Regions from separate parts of the Homo sapiens genome. Here region 1 is linked to region 2. A link is an interaction called in ENCODE POLR2A ChIA-PET data of the cell type or tissue named here. Cell type or tissue: Panc1. All regions are shown on one strand. Each heading gives the region's core, and the rest is flanking DNA. Links, peaks and the distances in the headings are about the cores only. Region 1 overlaps TMEM170B (transmembrane protein 170B). Region 2 has its middle 6.6 kb from the start of TMEM14B-DT.

Evidence for each region. ChIA-PET counts read pairs that join two places held together with the same protein. Peaks named below come from ENCODE experiments on the same cell type or tissue, not always from the same donor. Only the 100,000 strongest peaks of a DNase experiment are listed, where the experiment ranks them.
Region 1: POLR2A ChIA-PET joins it to region 2 with 6 read pairs; 2 of 35 experiments call an interaction of 5 or more read pairs at or near these places.

The regions. Positions count from the first base shown.
Region 1 is chr6:11,565,192-11,568,103 of GRCh38, forward strand. It overlaps TMEM170B (transmembrane protein 170B), which reads left to right. Exons shown (of 3, transcript NM_001100829.3): 2 at 475-645. Among named protein-coding and RNA genes, the nearest start is that of TMEM170B, 29 kb to the left of the region's middle. In Panc1, for the core only: no CTCF peak of the experiment used is centred there; no DNase peak of the experiment used is centred there.
Region 2 is chr6:10,739,535-10,742,446 of GRCh38, forward strand. No RefSeq gene overlaps it. Among named protein-coding and RNA genes, the nearest start is that of TMEM14B-DT, 6.6 kb to the right of the region's middle. In Panc1, for the core only: no CTCF peak of the experiment used is centred there; no DNase peak of the experiment used is centred there; H3K27ac peaks cover 1,020 bases.

The DNA.
Region 1 (2,912 bases), core at 300-2,799, 830 kb after region 2:
GAGAAAATGACTGAAATTCTTAAAGATAAAAGGTAAAAATCATTGACTGATTTCTGGAATGATTTGAATTAGAATTACAAGGTAGTTAAAAACATTCTTAACACTGCTATTTAGGGTAGAAAATAAAAAATTCTATTTCAAACAGTAATTTTATAATTCTAAGAAGTTTACAAATATATCAGGGGTTTAATATAAAATTGATGGATGATAGCTATGTAATAGGGGCATTTAGAAGAAATTAGAGTATAGTGTTAACCTTTTGAAGCCATGGAAGGAATTATTTCCCCATCAGGCATCAGCGATGATGATAAAACTTATAATGTATTCAGTGCTACTTGTGTCAGGCACTGTGTGAAGCATTTTTCTATGTATTATGTCATTTAACCTCCCAAACCATAGGTGCTCACTGTTTGTTAAATTGAATTTTCTAAGTTGTGTTTCAACAGATGATTAATACTTTGCTTTTCCTTTCAGAGATGTGGTACTGGATCTTCCTCTGGGCTCTCTTCTCTTCTCTGTTTGTCCATGGTGCTGCAGGAGTGTTGATGTTTGTGATGCTGCAGAGGCATAGGCAGGGAAGAGTCATCTCTGTCATTGCAGTCAGCATTGGATTTCTGGCTTCTGTAACTGGAGCGATGATTACCAGTAAGTTGATTTTCTTTTGTCTGAGGATGTAAGTTTGTATACACTTACCATTTTGGTAGCTGTGTTCTTATTATACATGTAACATTAGTGAGATCTTTTATGTAGATTATTTTTCAACACTTAACACACTCCATCTAGAAGATAAAGATGAGCTGATTTATTCATTGAACAGACAAGTCGTTGTAATTCTGCTGTGTGAAGAGTCCTTTTACAAGGTTTTGAGGGAAATAGAAAAATTCATAAAAATTGGCAAGAGGCAAGGCAGGTCAATGGGAAAATTCACAGTGATTATAGTTTCTGCTTTCAAGTTGCTCATTTTCTAGGAAAAAACAAAGGCATAAAAATATGTCAGTGATAATTATCATAAGCAAAAGTATAGCCCTGAGGTCCTTAATGTCATCTGCCTGTGACTACAAAATAAAATTGCACTTTCTTCTTATATACACATTATTATGGCCTACTAGAAATGAGCTGTGCTAGAGTGTCTTCTAGTGCTTTGCAGGTTTCCTGCTGTGCTGCCTCATGAGCTTTTTTCAGACAAGTTTTCAGGTTCATTCCCTCTGGACTTCTCTGTTTAACACTGTACTTAGGCCCAAACTCCAGCCTTGACTTCAAAGAATTAGTTTATGGTTTTGTTATCAGCAGAAGGTATCCAAGTTACCAGCAGCAAATCCATACAGGTCTGCAGCAGCCTCAGTTCTTACCTCCTCAGAAGAAATAATTCGACTGAGGGGTGTAAGACAGAAAAAGACACCAAGGCAAGCTTCAGAGCAGGAGTGGAATTTAAAAGCTTTAGAGCAGGAAAGAAAGGAAAGTACACTTGGAAGAGACACAAATGGGCACTTTGGAGGTCAAGTGCCCCATTTAACCTTGGTGCTATGACTTGCTGGCCCATTTCCAGTGTCTTGCACCCCTTTTCCTTCATTCTTCCTTTAGGGTGAGCCACCCGCATGCGCGGTGTCCTCTTTACACTTGGGAGGCGAGCATGCGCAGTGTGTTTAAGAAGTTGTATTCATGCTCATCTGAGGCTTTCTTCCGTTTTCCGGTGGAATGCCCCCAAAGGTCATACTCCACCATTTTGTTTTAATGCACATGCTTGAGCCCACTTACGCATTTCCTGAGATTTTATTGGAAGCTACTGGTTACCAATTTCAAGTGTTTTTATCCATTGGGAAATTGCCTCTCCCTGGTGCCTGTGACCAATTATCATTTTAGTGTGACAACTGCCGGACCATCACCTGATGGTCACCTGACATTCCTGGTGGGTGGGGGCAGCCCTCTCCTGCCCCACTCCTGACAACCTACCTATTGTAACAATTTCTGCAGCCACTGGTTGAGCAGAGCTTAGGTGTGTACCCTGTTGAGACTGGAGCGTGCCACATCTACTTGCTTAGTGTGGTTGTGCCAGGAACCGGGTGCCTCTCTGAGCTGCTGTTGATTCTGTGACTGCCAATGCAGAGTACATGTGTCTGTTGCCCTTCACGTCTGGCCTATTCCCATATGTCAGGGGCAGCTCACTGCTACCACTGGATCTGTTTTGGGACTCTCTGACAGTTTCTTCTTCCTTTCTAGTTGATTCTTGCCTCAGAGATAAGAAGGCAACCTTGTCTTTATGATGCAAGGGATTCCCTTCTTTACCCTTTCCAGAGTGATTGACATCCTTTGTCTTGAGAGGAAAGCCCTACTCCCATGTTCCTGGGTATGTCCTATGGCACTAATAAGACAACCATAAAATACTTGTGGGAAATGGGGAGGAGTCTGTTTTCTTATCCTTCAATTGCTATTTTTTGTTATCTTGTGTTAAGTTTTTATAGTTGCTTTTGTTGTTTCTGCATTCAACCTATAATTTGATGATATGGATGGTACCTCATATGCTTTGTCATAGACGGGGTTTTAAACAGGTACTCAGGTTTAGCTAAAGCACATGGTCTGCTTAATAGGAGTAGTACCAGATTCAGTAGGAAAGATAGAACCGAGCCAGATTCCAGAGGGCCTTGGAAAGCTATCTGGGAAGTTTGGGCTTTATTCTGCCGGCCATGGAAAACAAATGGATATTTTTGAATGCAGTTGGCAAGGGACAAGCAGTTCAGTGGGAAATTTTGTTTTATAGTTGAATATAGAATTAATGTAAAGAAGCAAGAGAAAACCCTGAAAGAGCAGAGACCTGGTCTGTCTTCATCACTGCTCGATCCCCAAAAATAAAACAGTACCTAGAACATAATGGATATGCAAAACATATAGGTTTGATGGATAGGAGTGAGAGAGGA
Region 2 (2,912 bases), core at 261-2,760:
ATGGCGTGAACCTGGGAGGCGGAGCTTGCAGTGAGCCAAGATCGTGCCACTGCACTCCAGCCTGGGCGACAGAGCGAGACTCCGTCTCAAAAATAAAAAATAAAAATAAAAATAAAAAGAGTCTCTATTTGTCTCCCAGTTTGGAGTGCAGCGGTGTGATCTCGGCACACTGCAACCTCCGCCTCCTGGGTTCAAGCGATTTTCGTGCCTCAGCCTCCCGAGTAACCGGAATTACAGGCGCACACCACCACGCCTAATTTTTGTATTTTTAGTAAAGACGAGGTTTCACCATGTTTACCAGGCTCGTTTCGAACCGACCTCAAGTGATCCGCCTGCCTCGCCGTCCCAAAGTGCTGGGATTACAGGCGTGAGCTCCGGCCTCTGGCTCTTATTTAAACCTTTTGTTTTAACTGATTTTCTCTGACACTGCTATGGGAAGGGAAGAAGGATGCTACTGCCAGATGGAAGTAGGTGACTTTTGGTGACACATGAGGTTCTCTGCTTGACCTCCAGTGACACCCAAAGAGTGGGGGCTTATTAGTGACAGGTGGTCTGGGAGCTGTGGCTTTCCTTGTGGTCTCTATTGGCTCCACATTGGGGAGGGGACTTGATACCAGCCACTGGGAATGAAACAACCAGCTCCCTACTTACTGTCCTGTGAGCATGGGTCAGAGTGGGGCTTCAGTTTGATGTGTGGTTTGGCTGCAGCAGAGTGGTCACTGCCTGAAAGTTTTGCTAGGCTGCTCCTTGTGTGGTCCTTTGGCTAGAAAGAGCAGGATTTTTGTTCATGCACTTTTTTATTATTATTATTTGGTCCATGCCTGTCCATTCTGCTAGGTTTTCTTTTTTTCTTTTTTTTTTTCCTTTGAGACTGAGTTTAGCTTTTGTTGTGCAGTGGTGTGATCTCAGCTTACTGCAACCTCTGCCTCCCGGGTTCAAGTGATTCTCTTGCCTCAGCCTCCTGAATAGCTGGGATTACAGGCTCCCACCACCACGCCCAGCTATTTTTTGTATTTTTAGTAGAGACGGGGTTTCACCATGTTGGCCAGGGTGGTCTTGAACTCCTGACCTCAGGTGATCCACCCGCCTCAGCCTCCCAAAGTGCTGGGATTACAGGCAGGAGCCACCACGCCTGGCTGGCCATTCTGCTAGGTTTTCACCTTTTTTTTTTTTTTTTTTTAGGCTTTGTCTCGCTGTGTCGCCCAGGCTGGAGTGCAGTGGCATGATATCGGCTCACTGCAACCTCTGCCTCCCGAGTTCAAGCCATTCTCCTGCCTCAGCCTCCCAAGTAGCTGGGATTACAGGCATGAGCCACCATGCCCGGTTGGTTTTCACATTTAAGTCTGGGATATATAAGGGAAACAATTTTAGGGAACTTACCATGGCATTCCTGAGTCCCAAGATCCCTGACTGGTCAGACTTTTCTCCACCTTTCAGAGCCTTCTTATGTGTCATCTATATATGATGTCCAGGGTTTTTAGTTGCACTTAGTGAGAGAGGAAAGTACGTCTACTCTATCATCCCAGAAAAGCAAGTTTCTGAATATGATTTTTAGATGGAATAAAAATGGATACAAATGTAATTCCTCTTATGCCATTCTCCCTAGAATCAATGTAGGATCACCTTATGATAATGAAGTTACTTGAGGCTGGGTGCGGTGGCTCACACCTATAATCCCAGCACTTTGGGGGGCAGAGGGAGGTGGATCACCTGAGGTCAGGAATTCAAGACCAGCCTGGTCAACACGGTGAAACCCGGTGTCTACTAAAGATAAAAAAATGAGCCGGGTGTGGTTGCTGGCGCCTGTAATCCCAGCTGCTTGGGAGGCTGAGGCAGGAGAATTACTTGAACCCGGGAGGCAGAGGTTGCAGTGGGCCGAGATGATGCCACTGCACTCCAGCCTGGGCAAGAGTGAGACTCTGTCTCAAAAAAAAAAAAAAAAAAAGCGACTTGATGAAGCTTCCATGTTATTTAATTCTACTCAGTTCCTAGGGAATGCATATTACAGCAAAGTTGAGTATAATGCAGATATTCCTGAGAGGTGAAGCCGACTGGGCTTCTGGGTCGGGTGGGGACTTGGAGAACTTTTCTGTCTAGCTAAAGGATTATAAACACACTAATCAGCACTCTGTGTTTAGCTAAAGGTTTGCAAACGCACCAGTCAGCACTCTGTGTCTAGCTAATCAGGTGGGGACTTGGAGAACTTTTGTGTCTACCTAAAGGATTGTAAACGCACCAATCAGCACTCTGTAAAACGGACCAATCAGCACTCTGTAAAATGGACCAATCAGCAGGATGTGGGTGGGGCCAAATAAGGGGCCAAAAGCAGGCCACCCGAGCCAGCAGTGGCAACTCTCCTATCAGTCCTGTTCCATGCTGTTGCAGTTTTCTTCCTTTGCACTTTGCAATAAATCTTACTGCTGTTACTGCTGGTTACTGTTTGGGTCCTCACTGCCTTTATGAGCTGTAACACTCACTGTAAAAGTCTGCAGGTTCACTCCTGACACTAGCGTAAATGACAAGCCCATTGGGAGGAACGAACAACTCTGGAGGTGCCATCTTTAAGAGCTGTAACACTCATTGCAAAGGTCTGCAGCTTCACTCCTGAAGCCAGCAAGACCATGAGCCCACAGGGAGGAATGAACAACTGTGGACGTTCCGCCTTTATGAGCTATATAACACTGACTGCGAAAGTCTGCAGCTTCACTTCTGAAGCCAGCGGGACCATGAACCCACAGGGGAGGAATGAACAGCTCTGGATGCACCACCTTTAAGAGCTGTTAACAGTCAACGGCGAAGGTCTGTGGCTTCACTCCTGAGGCCTGTGCAGGTCACTGAACCCAGCGGAAAGAAGAAATTCCAGACACATCCAAACAGCTGAAGGAACAGACTGTGGACACACTATTTTTAAG